Linked DNA regions of Homo sapiens: region 1 is linked to region 2. A link is a loop called in an ENCODE intact Hi-C map of the cell type or tissue named here. Cell type or tissue: ovary. All regions are shown on one strand. Links, peaks and the distances in the headings refer to the core of each region. The heading gives the core; the rest is flanking DNA.

Region 1 (11,356 bases), core at 2,435-7,434, 1.6 Mb before region 2:
TCCATCCAATGAACCAAACTTTAAACACTTAGTTTACGGCAGACTTCCTTTATGATGCATTTTCTTATCCCTCCCTTATCTGTTTTTGAGTTTAGTGTTAACTGTTTTTTTTTAATACCCCACCATATGTTGTTCAAATGTCTATCTATACAACTGTCACACTTCAGGACAGTTGGTCCACATTTCTACTCCTGCCTGCTAGACTGAAGACTCCTTAGGGAAAAGACTGCACCTCCTCTATCTTTCTAGTCCCCTTACCTAATACAGTGCCTACCACGAAGCAGGTAGGTTTGTAAGATGAAGGAATCCATGGATAGTTTGTAATTCTTGGGAGATGACAATGCCTAGTGGGAGTGGCCAGAAGGATTCTTTAAGGATGAAAAAGAATGAAGAGTAATAAGGGGAGGCTGAATGTTGGATGTTCTGGGAGTCACTCCTTCTCCTCTGTGGTTTCTGACCATTGAGAGATCAAATGGGGATGACAGCAGAGATGGCTAAGTTGTCCCCACTATCTATTCTCTCCTTCTTCCAAGGTGATGGAGTCCTCAAATTTTGCCTAAATACATGACTACCCACAAATGAGACTTCAATTCCCAGCATCTCTTGCAGGTGGGTGTGGTCATGTGACTGACATCTGGCCAATGGGATGTAGGCATGTGCTCAATGGCAGTTTCTAGGCCATTGCTTCCTTTTCTCTCCTCATCCTCCAACCTCGATTAAAAGGTCAAGGGCTACATCCAAGGAATGGTGGGGCAGAAAGGAGGAAGGAGCCTGGTATCCCAAGGACTTCATAGGGCAGAGCTGATACACAAGCTTCATAATACAAAATCTGGACTATTGCCTGAGAAAGAAATTAATATTTTTTCATCCTTTCTCTCTTTTCTTTTTCTTTCTTTCTTTCTTTTCCTTCTTTCTTTCCCTCTCTCTTTCTTTCTTTCCCTCTCTCTTTCTTTCTTTTCTTCTTTGTCTTCTTTTCCTTTCTTTTCTTTCTTTCTACCAGCTTTTCCTAGCTTTTTATTGTGGTAAAATAGACCTAACCTAAAATTTACCATCAAAACCATTTTTAAGCATACAGCTCAGTGGCATTCGCACATTTACACTGCTGTGCAGCCGTCACCACCAGCCATTTCCAGGACTTTGCCATCATCCCAACCTGAAACTCTACCCATGAAACACAAGCTGCCCAACTCCCACCTTGTTTCCCCATCCCTGGCGGCCACTGCTTCTGCTGCTATGAACTGGACTGTTCTAGGCACCTCACATAAGTGGACTCACACAATATCTGTCCTTTCATGTCTAGCTTCTCTATTTAATTTTTTTTAATAAAACCTTTTAAGAGACAGGGGTCTCATTATTTTGCCCAGGCTGGTCATGAACTCCTGGCCTCTGGTGATCCTCCCACGTCATCATGACTGACTTCTCTATTTAATTTTTTTTTCTTTTTTTTTTTAAGATGGAGCGTTGCTCTGTCACCCAGGCTGGAGTGCAGTGGTGCAATCTCGGCTCTCTGCAACCTCCACCTCCCAGCTTTCAAGCAATTCTGCCTCAGCCTCCCGAGTAGCTGGGAATACATGTGCATGCTACCACGCCCAGCTAATTTTTTGTATTTTTAGTAGAGACAGGGTTTCACCATATTAGCCAGGATGGTCTTGATCTCTCGACCTTGTGATCCGCCCACCTCGACCTCCCAAAGTGCTGGGATTACAGGCGTGAGTCACTGTGCCTGGCCTCTATTTATTTTTTAAAGGTGGGTGGGAACTAAGTGGACCATAGAGGAGCTTCCCGCACAGGTAAAGACAAGGTCGGGTGTACTGAGAGACGCAGGAAAGTGGGTCAGGGTGTAGGGCTGGAGGGCAGCTATGGCCTCTGGGCCTGGACTATGGCCTCTGCCCCGGGGCACACACAGAGCAAGGGCTGCCCAGAGGAGCCAAGACTGGCTGTCAGCCTGGCCCTGAGCCCAGGGGGAAGGCAGTGAGGGACAGAGGACAGAGTACACAGGTCCTGTCTTTGGCCATAAGCAACCCGAAATGAGGCTTAGTCTCCTTCCTGGAAGCCCACTCTGTGCCTCACATGGTGGGCCCCAGCGTGAAGTATGTGACTGCGTGACTCCAGTTCCTATGTTGACCAGGATGTTCTTGAACTCCTGGGGCCAAGAAATCCTCCCACCTCAGCCTTCCAAAGTTCTGGGATTATAGGTGTAAGCCACTGCTCCCCACCTGGAATGCTGTCTTTGTACCAGCTCCCTGGGCCTGGTAGAGAGGCACACATTCTGCTAAGAGACTTTTCCTGACTTCCCTAACCCTAGAAGGGATTTGTCCCTCCTTATTTTACTCATGGCTGGATTAGAGTTCCATTGTTTTTGAGGCTATTTTCCTGGCCAGTGCAGGGTCTCATTCATTTCTGTAGTGATCATGGTCTGCACTGAAGACAGGATCAGTAGATGTTTGCAGACAGAATGAATAAACCACTAATCAGTCTCTTAATGCTTGAATGGACTTGCTACTTCCTTGTTTCGATTTGTGTCTGTACAATCCCCTCACATGGATAGTACAGTAAACACACACGGACTCCCTCAGATGTGGTAACTAACACGGAATTCATCTTAAGATATGCAAAGAAAGTATCTTACATCTTTATCCGCCTCCTGATCTTACAGATGGGAGAACTGAGGCAGAAGACTAAGTTAAGATGGCCAGCAAATTTGCACTGGTATAAATACAAACAAAGGGAGGGGAGGAACATTCTTGAAAGGGGTGTGGTGGTCTCAGATGGTTGGGTTCCTCGGATGGTGGAGGATCAGTTGGCCGTGCCTTGGTTATCTGACAGGAGGGAAGAGAAGTGGGAGGTGAGGAGTAGTTCCTGGGTCCTCATGAGTATTTGAGGCAGGTTCAGGTCTGAGAAGCCAAGGATATCCTTCCTGGAAGCCTGAGTTAGGAGGAGGAACTCACTGCTGGAGAAAAAGTTGAAGAGGAAGGAAGACAGACATCTCAGATCATGGGAAGTGCTGGCCTGAGGAGGCGAGGACAGAACCATCAGGGTAGAAGTAGGGGCTGAGGAAGCCGGCAGGGGGAGCAGAGGAGTAGGTACCAGCATGGTGAAGAGGTGCAGTGCATTGTGTATGATACACACATTATTATTATTGGGAATAACCGTGTATCAGAGTGCAGTTCTCAGCCTGAAGAATGGGAAATGGAAAGGATCAGAGATTCAGAGAAGGCACATGGCCCTTTAAGACCAAATGAAGCCTCCTAGGCATTTCCTGCCACACTCACCCAGGCCCACCCACACCTCTGTTGCAATGGAGGGCCTCACTACAGTGCCCAGTAGAGCTGGCCTAGGGCACAATGCCAGGCCTGATGAATGTCTTTCTGGCCATGTTCAAGCAACAGGCTGTGATTAGGCCTAATTATAGGGGCCTGGTCTCTTAATATTCTGCGTGGCATGTCTCTTGCCAATCAAATCAGTGCCATGTGCAGTGTGATTCCTGCTTTAGTGGCATTGGGGGAGGAGTTAATTCAACCCAGTATAAATAGATTGTGCTCTCACCTTGCAATTTGAGGATTATTTTTCCCACCTGTCATGCACCTCCTTCCTTCTGGCTCCCTAAGCTCTAGTCTGGGTGAGCAGGGCCTGGACACTGCTATACCTAGAGTCACTAGCCACTGCCCAGTCTGTGTAAGAAGCAGGCCTCGAATTCCTCAGGGTTAGAGTGGGAAGAACCCATGTGTGCACATTTGCTTTTCCAACCTGGGCACCATTTGGCAGCTGATTCGGGCAATTCTCTCACCACCACCACACTGCCCATGTATCCCTGTTTCCAGCCTCTGTTTTCCTCTGCAGCCAGGGCTCCTTTCTTGTATACCCAAGGTGGGGAGCTGAACTGAGATCATGTATGGACAGGGTTCTTGGCAGGTACCAAGCACCTTATAAGGGGTGAGGAAATGTTGCTCCTTCTCCAAGTTCCTCCATTTTCCCTACCAATTACCCAGCCCCTGGTCCTGCCCATTCCCTCCCTCATTCACTCAGCAGCTATCAGCAGAATCCCATCTCCTATGAGCTCCTGGCCTCCCACCAAATGCTCTGTCTCCCATCCCCACCTTTATAGACTGAAGCTGTGCACACGATTAGGATAAGGGCTGTGGTGTCTCAACACCACGCTACCTGAGGTAAGTGGGTGCCGGTGGGCGTGGGTGGCTCTGATGCTCTGGCTCCCACCCACAGGCACCATGACTCCTGCGAGGACCCAGCATCCCCTGGCAGATCAGACCTATGCCTTGTCCCACATCCCACCAGACCTGCAGTGAGAGGAGGCCGTCCGGCAGGTGGCAGATGCCCGGCAGTGCCTGCAGAAGGTCCCTGGAGACATCTTCAGCAGGTGGGTGCTGCCACCCATCCCCCACCTGATCAGAGGGCCGCCCCCTGTCCTTCTGCGGTCACCTGCGTTTATCCTGCTTCCCTCCCACGCCCGAACCTCTTGCTCGCCTCCTCCCTCTTCTCAATGCCCTGCGAGTAGCAAAGCCTCCTCTGGACGCCAAGAGACAGGAAGGGCTGCCCTGGGCCATGACCCTGCCCCGCGGTGGGTGTGTGAAAGTCAGGGTGGCAGTGACGCGGCGCCTGCGGCGAGAGGAAGACTAGGCCAGGGGGAGAAGGAAGAAAGCCGACCGCTGGGCTGCTGGGATCCCGCGCCCTCGCGCTCCCCACCGCCGCCCAGGCGCAGGAAGGGCTCAAGAGGCTGGCGGGCGGCTTGGAGAGACTTCTGGAGAATCCGGTGCGCCGGGCTCTACCTCAAGGAGCTCAGGGCCATCGTGCTGAACCAACAGAGGCTCGTCCGCACCCAGCGCCAGAGCATCGACGAGCTGGAGCGGCGGCTGAACGAGCTGAGCGCCTAGAATCGCAGCCTGTGGGAGCATCCGCAGCTGCCGCAAGCGCAGCCTCCGCCCGGATTCCTTACCTCGTAGCCGTCCCCGCTGCCGGCCCTCCTAGGCACCGCTGCCGCCGCCACCGCCGGGGCCCAGGAACATCTTCAGGACCACGGACAGCGCTCATCCGCCCGGCCACTGCCCGCGCCCGAGCTGGCATCGTTTCAGAACCACGAACAGCTCCTGGCGCAACCCGAGCCAGACCCTGGAGGCAGGGCTCACACAACCCAGTCGCCCCATCAGCACCCGGGAACACTTGGGGTCAAGGCCAACAAGGAGAAGAAAGGTCCCCCGGGTTGCTGCGCTGCCCCCGGAACCCCCCTTCAGCAAGAATCTCCCGCGCCCTCGGCAAGGGAGTCCTGAGCAGGAGACCTGAGTGAGCGGGGAAGAGCAGATGAGCACTGCTGTGGTGGAAGCAAGGGAAGCAAGCGGGTGTGAGGGGGAGATGCAGAAATTGGGTGCGTGGGAGTCTAAAGGACCTGGGTGATGTGGCGCGAAGGGGTGAGAAGATGCTTGGGGGCAGAAGCCTGACAGGGAGATTTCGGGGAAAAGAGGGGAAAATATTAGTGTTTGAGAAGGTTTTGGGGAATGTTGGCGCAAAAAGGAGTAACCAGATCATCAGTAGGGGCAAAAGACGAAAGAAAGAGGATATTTAAGCGATTGGGGATATTGGGAACTGGCAGCATTTAAAGGGACTAGACTAGAAGGAAGTTGGAGTGAAGATCAAACTGAAGAAAATAGAACCATTGAAATATTTTTTTAAGTTAGAAAAAAAATGGAAGGGAGTTTCAGTAGTAGAAGTATTTGAATGGAGAGTGAGATACGAAAAAGTCAGAGACATGGAGGCATGCGAAGAGCTTTACAAGGGCTGGGGCCAAGGAAGAGTAGGACTGGGGTAGAGGGGAATTCAGAAGGTGGAGAACAACGCTGAAAAGCAGGAGTGATGTGGGAAACCAGGGGAGCTGGAGGCAGAGGAAGAGAAAATGTGGCTCTTTACCTGGTGCGGCGGGAGTCACAGCCAAGAGGGGCTCATTTGGGGAAGTTTTCTCTACTCTGACCCAAGTGAGCACCTTTCTTCTGAGCACCCCCCAAAGTGGGGTGCTCACTTCAAAGTGAGCCGAAGGGGTGGAAGTGTTGCAAGGAAACACCCATCAAACCAATGAAGAACTCACATATACCTTGAGGACTCCGTCTGGTAATAGCGTTTTCCTCCGACTCAAGGAGGATTTTCATGCAATAGCGTTGGCCATCGTGGAAAGGGAACAATGACATGGGGGATGGTTGGCAGATGGAGTTGATATTCGGTTGTCATGCCTGTTTTAATCTTCTTGTTAGGGCCAGCAACTGCAAACCTTATTTCCTTTTGGCTATTTGCTGATCACTAAAATCTCATCGTGGGTCATGAGAGAAATGCTATCCTCCCAGGACCTAGGACCTCAAGCTCTTTCTTCACTCAGGAGGTCCATAAACTAGGAATATGGGAAGAAACCTTAAACGGGCTGGAATATTCTCTTCTCTGTACTGAAAAGTCTGTGCCCATGTCAGCTTTCCTTCTCTGATTAGACAGGTGATGGGAAACTGCATGGAAGACCAGTGAGAGGGAAATTGTATCTGGTCAGCACCTGGCCTTGACAATGGTGATGCTCAAGGGGATGGAGAGAGGTAAAGTAGAGCTGAGGATCTCATCTTCATTCAGTCTCATGTGTGCTTCAAATCTTGGGGATAACTGTGAAGATTTGCTGTATTCCTTAAAACTCATTTTTTTTCTCTCGTCTGTTGTGGACTTAGAGAAGCTAAGTTAGGGCATGTTAGCTCACAGTGTAAGCTGACCAGAACCATAGAATCTAAGAGGAAACATCGAAGATGATCTGGCTTGGCAGACCTACAACATTTCATTCAAGTCCCAAAAACATGCAGTTTTCTATCCCATTTCCTTCAAAGACCCATTTGCACTTCCCTCAGTTTCACCTGTTTTTTTTTCTGTTTTTTTCTTTTTTTTTTTTGGTTGTTTTGTTTCATTTCTTTGTCTAGCATAAAAAGCAGAAAATCAGTTTTCCCTCATTCCTCAAGGCTCAGCAAAAAGGGACATTCTTCCACGATACTAAGTGGTCTTTTCTCCTAAGGAGAGAGAACTTTTCCTTCTTTGGGGTAAATGCCAAAGAGTATAATTGCTCGGTCACATGAGAAGTGCACGTTTGGTTTTTGAAGAAACTGCCAAAATACTTTGCAGAGTCACTATACCGTGTTCTAGTCATGCCCACGATGTATGAAAGATCCAGTTTCTTTGCATCCTTGCTAACATTTTGTGTCATTTTTTATCTTATCCATTCTAACAGGCATAGTGGTAGCCCATTGTGGTTTTAATTTGCATTTCTTAATGGCTAATGTTGCTGACCATATTTATATGTGCATATTTGCTGATCACATTTTCTTTGGTGAAATGTCTCTTCGTGTCTTTTGACCATTTTCTCATGGGATAGTGTTTTAAAATGTATTGAGTTTTGAGAGTTTTTCATAGATTCTATATATAAGTCCTTTGTTATATGGTTTGAAGATGTTTTCACTCAGTCTGTAGCATTTCTTTTTGTCCCTGTAATAGGATCCTTCACAGAGCAAGAGCCCTAAATTATTTTGAAGTTCACCTTACCAGTTTTTCCTTCTATGAATTGTTTTTGTGTCATGTCTCAGAACTAGGTGTTGAAATTTCTCCTGTTTTCTTCTAAAAGTTTAATAGCTTTCCATGTTAAATTTAAATCTGTGATCCATTGAAATTAATTTTGATATAAGATAGGAATTTTAGGTTGAGGTTCAAATTTTGCACATGAAAATGCCATTGTTCCCATAGCATTTGGTGAAGGATTCTCGTTTCTCTATTGAGTTGCCTTTGCAGCTTTGTTGGAAATCACTTGGCCATGTTTGTGTAGATCCACTTCTGGACTTTGTGTTCTGTTCCACTGGTCTGTATATCCAGCCCTTCCCCAAAACACACACTGTCGTGACTCCTCTAACATCAGAGTAGGACTTCAAACTGTGTAGCACAATTCCTCCTACTGAATTCATCTTTTTATCTTTACCTTTTCATATAAATTTAGGAATCAGTTTGTCTATACAGACAAAATATCCTGTGCTGAGATTTTGGTGGATTTGCTTTAAAGGAATACATCAATTTTGGAAGAATTAAAATTTTTAGTGTGTTGAGTTTTCCCATCCATGAATATATCTCTTCATTTGTTTGGGCTTTCTTTGATTTTGTTTATAGCATTTTTGGTTTTCAGAATACAGATTCTTATATACCTAAGAATTTCATTTTTCAGAGGTATTATAAATGGAATTTTTGCAAAATTTTAAATGTCCAGTTATTACTAGCATATAAATATTGAATTTAGTTTTATATGTTGACCTTGTATTATTTCTGGGTTTTCTTCCCCCCAAGGAAGTCACTTTTCTACACAAGGAAGTCACTCTGGCTCTCTCTCCATGTTTGTCTACACAGTGCCTGCCCTTCCAGGAGTAGGAAAGTCCCTCATCTAGAGCTCAACCTTGGGCCTTAAGAGTGTGTGGTGGGGGGTGTTCAAGCATCCCGCCAACAATGTGGAGATGTGGCAGAAACCCATTTACCTGTTACATTGGTATTTGGCTCCACAAAGAAATGTTTCATTGCTTTGTCATAAAAATAAATTAATGAATTAAGTTAAAACAAAAAGTGGCTCCACAAAGAAGCCGTGTAAGCATCTGCCCATTGGACTTCCTTCAATGCACCATCCCTCTCACCAGGCTGTGGGGAGGACAGGGAGCTGGGGCTGGGAAGGGCAGCAGGAAGAGGAAGGTGTGCTTAGGGACAGGCAAAGGTGCCCCATCCCTGACAATTGTAGGACACTTCTTTCCCCATATATTTCCCTACAACTTCCTAAAATTGTAGCTGCTGGAGAACCTGGACTCTGGTGACTGAGGGCTGCCCTGTGAGTGAGGTTAGGGCTTTCCCATCTGCCTTCACACAGGAGCCTGTGTCACATGGCACCTGGGCAGCACAAGGAGAGGAACATCAATAGAGGGGGAACAGGGTGGCACACACCCTCACACCTCACCAGGTAGGCTGATATGGCTGGAAAAACACCAACAGATGAAAAGCACCCTTTTCTCATCTTCCCAAAGTAAATCCTTGAGACATCAGCTGCTCCACACGCTGGTCACTGTGGGTGGGGAGCTGAACACCTCCTTCCATGAAATGGGAAAAGACACAGAGGGAGTCAAAATACGCCCCTTGTTTGCCTGCCTTCACCCTCCCCAGTCCTCTCTGTGCTGGTATTTGCCCCAGAGCCAGGTCTTCTTTAAAAACCAAAATTACTCCAGCCTCTGTCAGCAAGTGTTTGACTCCCCTGGGGTTTTAAAGAGGTCTTCTCAGGCCCCTGATTTCTGTTCCCTGACACCTGCCTCATCAGCAAGCGCACATAAGTAGCTGCCTACAAGCATCCTATAATCACTCAGTAGATGAACAGCAGGGCTAATAGGGACCCCAGTGGGCATCCAAGCCTTGATTCAATGAGACATAGATTTGACAGATTCCCATCATGTACAGATGCACCTAATGGAATGAAACTTCATGCCCTTTATTTACCTTAGGTGCGTGTATTGCACCCTGGTGAGTCCTACTCTACTTTAGTCTGTTCTATTTTATTAAAAAATCAATTCACAATCCCTACTGGTTCAGCCTGCCATCCAAGAAGCACTGTTGCATTCCAACCCCATTTTCCAGACAAGACCATGGACTCACTGATCCATGGTTCCACCCCACACCTCTGAGGATGACTTCACACCTGTTCCTGGCACAGTACAGAGACTTGAAGTACTTATAGATGTGCACGAATGCTGGTTGTGCAAAGACCACATGTGTATATGCCTGCAAGCCTTATTCTCATTCTCAGCCAGGTAAGGCCTCTTTATATTTTTTTCTTTTGCATATCACCCTCACTCTTGCAGAGCACACTTCTGTTTGTTTGATCTTGTGCATGGTACCCATTAAGGTCACCCTGCTCTCAACCTTCTCTGAAGCCTATACCCCTCAGTGTTGTACCACTCTGAGGGAGATTAGTGAGAAACTGTCTGTATTATCTTTCTCTTCTGAGACCCTCCTAGTTTCCTAGTTTGTGGAATCTCCCTGAGGATTGAGACCAGGTTCTTCATGACATAGCAGAGTGCCTGAGTGTACCAAGAACTCTAGAAGGACTAAAATATGTTAAAATACAGGTTTTTTCTGATTTCTAAGGTAGGTGGTGGTCATGTATTAATTTGTATTCTCTAAGAATCAATGTAGAGAATAGTATCTCATAAGGAACATCAGATTATTTATCTATTTATCTTGGTTTTACAGTGGCTATGTTTCACCGAGTCAGAAAAGTAGTTCTGTCACCCCCGCTGCCCCATTTTCTGGCAGGGACACAAAGGCACAGGATGGTTGAGTGATCTGTCAAGAGTCACTGGTTGGGACTATTTCCATGTTTTTCCTTACTCACTAGATTCTTCTTTCTATGCCAGAGGAAAAGGAGGCATCTCTGCTAATCCTCCCCCCACTTCCCAAGAAGAAAGCACCAGGTCCCCTGAAAGCCACATGCTGTGCTGGCCTGGCTGCTGCTCCCCGACACTCCCCGGGGAGAGGGGCCTGGTGCCCCCTCCCACCACCTCCAGCCACACCTCTCCTGTCTTCAAAAGCCGATGAGGCTAGTCCTTCCTCACTCTAAAGTCCTTTCAGAAAACCTTCTGAAACAGTGTGTCTCCAACTGCTATGAATGCCACCCACAGTCATAAAGATGTTTCACACAGAGATCACCTAGATATATACAGATATTGGCAATTCAGCCAGTGTTGCACAACACAGTATTTAACTTTGTGAAATTTGATGCACTCTGATGGTTTCTATTTTGATATGCTATGCTATGCTATGCTATTCTTTTAAGGGCCCATTATAACTGACCAAGTGGATGTCATAACTTTTAATGAATCTAGATCTGCAGCTAAAATACTTCAAAAATTCCAGCAAGGACAAAAACGCAGGCCTAGATTTGCCACCAGTGCCCTCTTCTGGGCAGTTTTATTATAAGTACTGCCTTGAAACATTGTTTAATTGTCAACATCTGTATGTGTGAACTGAGTCTCACCAGAAAATAGATTTATGTCTGTTGGTTACAGCTTAAAAGATTTAAGAAGCAATGTTTAGAAATACTCCTGGTGAAAAGGCCAAGCTAAAAAGGACGTGTGTGTGTGTGTGTGTGTGTGTGTGTGTGTGTGAGAGAGAGAGAGAGAGAGAGAGAGGCAGAGAGAGAGAGAGAAAGAGAGAGGCAGAGAGAGAGAGATAGGCTGTACGGATTTTTCTCTGTGATCTCCTCTCCTCCTGCAAATTAGCCCGAGGTGGGATCTCAGAGACCTGGCCCTGCCTCCCCAAA
Region 2 (6,820 bases), core at 1-5,000:
GATAGGTCATCCCTGAGTGCACCTCAGGTTCTCTCTTTACCTGGGCTTGTATCTTTTTTTTTTTTTTTTTTTTTTTTTTGAGACAGAGTTTTGCTCTTGTCGCCCAGGCTGGAGTGCAGTGGCACAATCTCGGCTCACTGCAACCTTCGCCTCCTGGGTTCAAGCGATTCTCCAGCCTTAGCCTCCCAAGTAGCTGGGACTACAGGTGCCCGCTACCATGCCTGGCTAATTTTTTTTTTTGTATTTTTAGTAGAGACGGGGTTTCACCATGTTGGCCAGGCTGGTCACGAACTCCTGACCTCAGATAATCCACCTGCTTCTGCCTCCCAAAGTGCTGGGATTACAGGCGTGAGCCACCATGCCCGGCTGGGCTTGTATCTTTTAGCTTGTGTTAGTAAAAGGATTCTAGAAAATTATGAAGTCCAGATTCAAAGGGATCTCTGTTAATTACCCACTGACAGGCATTATGACCTAACAGGAGGTTGGTAGCAGTAGATCCAAGCATGCATGTTGCCTGGCCTGTAGATTGGCCTTATCAGGTTTCTGGGTGCCTCTGCCTTAAGATCCTGAAGGCAAATTTTGTTTCAACAGTTTGGAAGTCATCTGTGGGTCCAGCTTGACTTTGGAGGAATAAGAAGATACTTCTAGAGTATGGGAATGATTCCAGATAATTTCTGGGATTTGAATCTACTTGAGTTTAAGGGCCTGGGACCTAATTTGGTTTAGTATAGAATTTGAAGAATTAATTTATAGGCAGCTGAATACCCAAAACTTGGGTGGTGGTCCTGTGGTTTGGCTGAGCTGTCCGGGCATAACCTGGTTCTCTGTTATGTTAAGGCTTTCTGGGAAGCCAGCCACTCTGCGCAGGAGTGAAACATGAAGTTGTTTTCTGAGGACCTGTTTTGGTGGGATTGTTTGGGCAGAGGACTGTGTTTATGCAGGGCAAATCCCAGAAAGATAAGAGGAAGCTAGAGAAACTTAATGTACCTGAATTCTTCATGGTGTATTTGCAAACTAACTTAACATAGATTCTTTTGACTATGGTAAGTTTGAATCTCTCCTTGCCAAACAACATTATAAGTTTAGTTTTCTTCTTCCTCTTGCAGCCGGTACAGAAAGGTGTAAGTGGTGGCTGAAAATTGAGGAAGCTTCATCTGACCAATGTGGGTGCTGGTTTCTTGTGAAATGTGTCCCTAAGCCTCCTTCTCCTTGCAGGCAGCCACCCACCCAGGTGTCTAAGATAGGACATGCTCCTTTCTTTCTCTAATCCCATCCTGAGGTTGCCGGCAAAGCCAATATGACCACTACTGAGAAATAGTAATGACTTCTACAAATGCAAGGGTCTTACCCTCCTCTTTCCCTTAAACACCCTCCCTTTTCCTTAGACCCCGTTTTTGCCATCCCCCAAATGTGTGGTATGGTGAAACTAATCCCCTGAATGTGAATTGCTATCCTTATTGCCCTATTAAAGAAGAGCCAGCTGGTATATTGTCAGGAAGCACTATTTAAAATGTGAACTGTTATAGAGTAAATAAATAAATACTCTACAGGAATACACTTGTGTGCCATTCTCATTCGTCTTAGTCATCAAGGATGGTTTGTTTCCCCATATGGAAAAGAGAACGGGCAAGTAGATGGGTGGCATTCTTTTTTTTTTTTTTTTAAGTTCTAGGGTACATGTGCACAACGTGCAGATTTGTTACATATGTATACATGTGCCATGTTGGTGTGCTGCACCCATTAACTCGTCATTTACGTTAGTATATCTCCTAATGCTATCCCTCCCCCCTCCCCCCACCCCATGACAGGCCCGGTGTGTGATGTTCCCCACCCTGTGTCCAAGTGTTTTTATTGTTCAATTCCCACCTGTGAGTGAGAATATGCAGTGTTTGGTTTTCTATCCTTGCGATAGTTTGCTCAGAATGATGGTTTCCAGCTTCATCCATGTCCCTACAAAGGGCATAAACTCATCCTTCTTTATGGCTGCATAGTATTCCATGGTGTATATGTGCCACATTTTCTTAATCCAGTCTATCACTGATGGACATTTGGGTTGGTTCCAAGTCTTTGCTATTATAAATAGTGCCGTAATAAACATATGTGTGCATGTGTCTTTATAGCAGCATGATTTGTAATCCTTTGGGTATCTACCCAGTAATGGGATGGCTGGGTCAAATGGTATTTCTAGGTCTAGATTCTTGAGGAATCAGATGGGTGGCATTCTTTATGAAGGAAATAATAGGGTACATTTCTCAGAAGGGATGAAAAGGTGGGATCCAGAGAGGAGCCTATGCCCCCTTGTTCACTGGGAAGTCCCTGGTGTGACTGTCCAGAAGGGAACCACAGTCCAATCTGAATAGCCTTGGTGGGCTATTTCTAGAAGTGACCCTGACCCTGTGTGCTGTTGGCGCCTTCTCATGTTAAACCACTCTCCTAAGGGCTCCTGGGACAATATTTAATAACACTTTTACTGGGTACCTACTGTGTGGATGCAGGACACTGTCCCAGGCAGTGTGGAGGACTTCTGTGCTATATGACAAAGCACTCAGGGGCGCTTCTGTCTTCCCATCTGTGACTTCCAGAACAATTCGCGCGTACCATGGAAAGTTGAGCCACAGTCACACTACCGTTAATTTGCTCACCTCCATTTCTCCAATTTCCAGACCAATAACTAGATGTATCAGATCCTTAAGGTCGGGAAGTGTATTTTACTCTTCTTTTTATCTCCATGGTTTAGCCCAGAACCTGGCACAGAAACTATCAGTAAAGAAGGGAATTCTGGATGTGTGAGATGTGGGGTGGGTGAAACAAGATGGAGCTGTAGAGGAAAAGAGAGCAGTGGCACCCAGGAATCCCTTAGGACTTAAAGATAACCCTTATTCATAGCCTTATTCGTAGCCTCTAAAAACCATGCTCAAGAGACGGATGTTGGCTTAAGCACATGTTGATAATCAGCAGACGTGTAAGGTAGGGCTCAAGCCTACTCCCCAAACCCGCTTAACTCCTAACACTGCTCTTCCTCTACAGATGACCTAACTGCTTCTTTCAGCTCCTGGCTGGCCCCTCTTTGAAATCCCTTGTTCCGCAGCTCGGAGTAGAAGTCGACTCCCTCAGAGACAGAGTGGATGGGCTGATTATGATACTGGTGGTAGCTGGTCAAAGGACCCACGGTGGGGGCTGCACTTGACAGCCGCCGAGGGAAACACTGATGGTGATGTGGTAGGCAGTTCGGGTTTTCCTTGAAGCTCTTACTATGCTTGCACTTGAACTCCAGCACCATCCTGGTGTACGTGTTGAAGGTGGTGACAGCCGACGCCATGCAGCAGGTGAAGGAGAGCCAGGCCATGCTAGGGACAAATGCACAAAAAGATTGGACAGTAAGAATAGGACTTTCTTGAGAGAAAAATGCCATGACCTCTTCCTACTAGTGGACTAGCTTATTGCCTTGTAGGGATTTAGGGACTTTCCACCATGTTTCAGGTAAAGAACTGTGGGAAGAGAACTTACTGGTTTCTAAAAAGAGAATGACTCATGTAGTCCTAGTATCAGACAAGGAGCTTAATGGATTTGTTTTCACTGAATTGATGAGTTGTCGGTGCCATGCCCTTTTCTATCTGGTGTGCCTATTGTGTGTGTATGTCTGTGCATATTTGGACTCCTGTTTCCCAAGCTGCATTGACCCTTGTAAAATCTCCAAGATTCCCCAGGCCTGAAGCTGAGCTGTATGCAGTGGACATAACCTACTGCATACCCTCCCTCTCCCACCCCAACACACACACACATGCCCTGCCAAAGATGTCCCCCCACTCAGATGCTGGGAGGAATCATCCCTCTTCCATCTTCCTTTGTTTTGAACTTAGCAGTCTTAGGGTCCAAAAAGGTGAGCCTCTGAAAGTCATTCAGGAAAACATTTACTACAAATCAGGAGGTATTATAGGTTGTACTAGTGGAATTTGCTTCATATGGAAACAGTGTGGTTTTGGCTTAAGGGAGTTTGTAATGGGTGGGAGAGGAGCTGGAGATTAAGAGAATGTGGATGGATTCAAGAAAGGAAAAGAAGACATTAGGCAACCATATTAAACACATTCCTGAAAACTTGGAAAGTCAAATCCCTAAATCTCCCTGTGGTTCTGGGAAGCTCAGGAAACAGGAAGTTTTGTGAGGTTAGGGAGGGATTTCATGAGGCCAAGTGATGGTTAAAGCCAGGTCACATGCGGGCACTGTGTGTTCATATCTGCTGCCTCTGACAAATGCAGTAGGTTCAGTCTGGGATGCTTCTGGGAGTTGACTAATGGGCGTTGCCTAGCCTGAGCTCCACAGCCGTTAATGCCAAGAATGGCCTGAAGACAGACAAAAGGTGAGAAGTGCTGGATCTGGGAGCTGCATTGAGCTGATGCCCTGGCTGGTGTAGTAGACTCAGACTCCCAAATTATTAGCGCAGATTGTACCACAGGAAAGGGGATAGGGCCTCACAACAGACTTGCAGGCTTCCTTCCCCGAATGGAAACTTGAGCCCATCACTGTGTCTTTTCAGTGCTCTCAAAGTACTTAGCACTTAGACAGTAAATATCAGTACAAGTTGGCAACTTGCTGTGAATAAAGAGTGCTCCTTAAGGGAGAAAGTAAGAGCTCTCAAAGATAATATTTAACTTGAATGTGTTGCTTTGTGATGGTTGCTGTCGCTCTCTTTTTAAGAGAACTCTAAAATGACTGACCCCTTAGTTCTTTAAGGGTTAGAGAATGACCCTAGGGTAGTGAAGTTTTATTTCCAACACGGTTCAGTAGAATAAAAATGGATATAGAAGGAAGTGAAGAGGAGAGGAGTAAGCCATTTACAGAGAATGCAATTCAATCCAAATTTCAAAGCGATTTCTCTATTTCTCTGTTCTCTAATACCTTGAATCATAAAAAAAAGAAAAAAAAAGAGCACATTTCTATAAGGCCTACAGAATCAGTCTTGTTTCCCCAGGGTGACAAATATACCAGGTAAAGAGGCAACTGCCACAGCTGATGAGCAGGAAAACTGGACAAAATAACATCCTCCCAAGACACACTCGAGGAATCCTTCCTGTACCCCCTCAGAAGGCAGGGAAGAATGGATGTGCCCTGATGATGCAGCCCTGTGTGGTTGACAGGCTCTTGGGATGAGGGATGAAGAGAAGGCAGGGCTTCACCGAATAAGCATCTAGCTGAGGGCAGAAAATCTCGTGAAGGTTGGCTGGGGCTACAAAGGTTCAGGAGATGACAGCACTTACTAGAAGGCCCAGCCATAATTCCAAACATGTGGTCTCCAGTCTTCTGGACCCAAGTTGACAGTCGCTTGGAAGACTTGTGAATACATCATGTGGGCCACCATCCCCAGGAGACCTACCAAGGAAACAGGAAGGCAGAGCCCTTAGAGAAAGGCTTTCATGCCATCTGCCAGGAGTACGATTTTGGATCACCCTTCTTGCAGTCAGGCGCAGCCTCTGTTGGAGTAGCCCATTACCCTATGCCACCACATTTCCCGAAGACTAATTCACAATGGGGGCTTCTCCTTAAATACACATCTTTGCAATAGGTGACCCCAGACTGTAGGCTGAGAGCTATGGAAAAAGTCTGAGTCAAGGCTGCACCCAAGGCCACTGCACACCACCCCTACTCCTTCCCACCCACACCCCAATGTTGGCTTAATTCTTCATCTTATATGTGCATCTTTCACTTTATCCAATGGAGACTGGTCTTGAAAAGCTGTGTGTATGTCACAACTGAAAAGTAACCCAAACAATAGATTTTACATATTGAGAAAGCTTGCAAATAAAGGAACCTAGAGGTAAATCATTTTGTAAAGTACACGGTGATCCAATATACAATTTTGTATGTTACTTCAATTTAAAATTAAAGATGCCTACCTCCATTCTTTAAAGAGCCTTTGGGCTCCTCCCCTTCAGGGCAAAGACTCAAGCCCTCCAGCTAGGGCTTCAAAAGTGGCCAGGGCCAACCACCCTCTCTCACTCCAGGAGCAACTCACCTGACAGGACAGAGGAAACAGCAGCAAAGGCGCTCAGTTTGAGCCCACAGGCAGGGTTCCCAGTGAGTAGCAAGTCTGTTAGTAGCAGGAGGAAGCTGATGAATTGAAGTCCGATGTAGGTGATCTGCGTTCCCAGGGATAACCATAGGATTTCTGCCAGAAACCAGAGGAAGAGGGAGCGCTCACCCTGACAGTTAAAAAACTGAATAAGCGGTGAGCATAGGATGCCTATTAGGAGTTAAGACCCTAGCAGCATCTGAGAAGGGGAGAATGAGGCACAGCTGAAACCAGGGAGGAACATTACTTCATTTCTAGTCCTTTGACGTCACTCACAGCTCCCACTCCATAACCAATATATACCCAAGTAAGCTTGACTGACTGTAAATACTGTTGGGGAGATTTGAGAAGAAATCATCGAATTTTCATAAATCCTGCAGGGAAATAATGTTGCTCTAGTTATCATTTTTTGTCTTTTTCCTCATTTAATTTTGGGGTGGTTCCCTCCCTGCCTCCCTTCTTCACTCTTTTCCTTTCATTTTACCAAATAATAATAATAATAGTGGAGAAAAAGGAGGAAAAAGCTAAGCCTTCCTACATGGTTACTTGGCAACAAGAGTAGGTTAGCACTGTTGGTGGTTTTCTATTTGTGAATCTTATTTATCCCTGCTGTTCTGTTTTTGCATTCCTGCATATGAATGAAAGTCAGCTCAAGGAGGAATTTGTGTCACCCTTTGGGGCTCAGAAGAGAAAAGTGGGAGATCACAGTGCAGTTTAGATCCGGAGAGGCCCAAGTCAATGGTAACTACTGTA

The links. Peaks named below come from ENCODE experiments on the same cell type or tissue, not always from the same donor. Only the 100,000 strongest peaks of a DNase experiment are listed, where the experiment ranks them.
Region 1: it touches region 2 in a loop (5-fold over the local background); 1 of 110 quality-filtered maps calls a loop at or near these places.

Annotation. Positions count from the first base shown.
Region 1 is chr12:11,495,727-11,507,082 of GRCh38, forward strand. It overlaps the pseudogene IQSEC3P2. Among named protein-coding and RNA genes, the nearest start is that of LINC01252, 47 kb to the right of the region's middle. RefSeq lists an enhancer at 3,983-4,873. In ovary, for the core only: no CTCF peak of the experiment used is centred there; DNase peaks (open chromatin) are centred at 4,726 and 5,055.
Region 2 is chr12:13,081,897-13,088,716 of GRCh38, forward strand. It overlaps FAM234B (family with sequence similarity 234 member B), which reads left to right. Exons shown (of 13, transcript NM_020853.2): 13 at 1-1,553. It overlaps GSG1 (germ cell associated 1), which reads right to left. Exons shown (of 7, transcript NM_001080555.4): 5 at 6,011-6,163; 6 at 5,256-5,367; 7 at 1,636-3,347. The coding sequence ends at 3,005. Among named protein-coding and RNA genes, the nearest start is that of GSG1, 18 kb to the right of the region's middle. RefSeq lists enhancers at 2,708-3,907, 4,897-5,719, 5,720-6,541, 6,542-6,820. In ovary, for the core only: no CTCF peak of the experiment used is centred there; no DNase peak of the experiment used is centred there.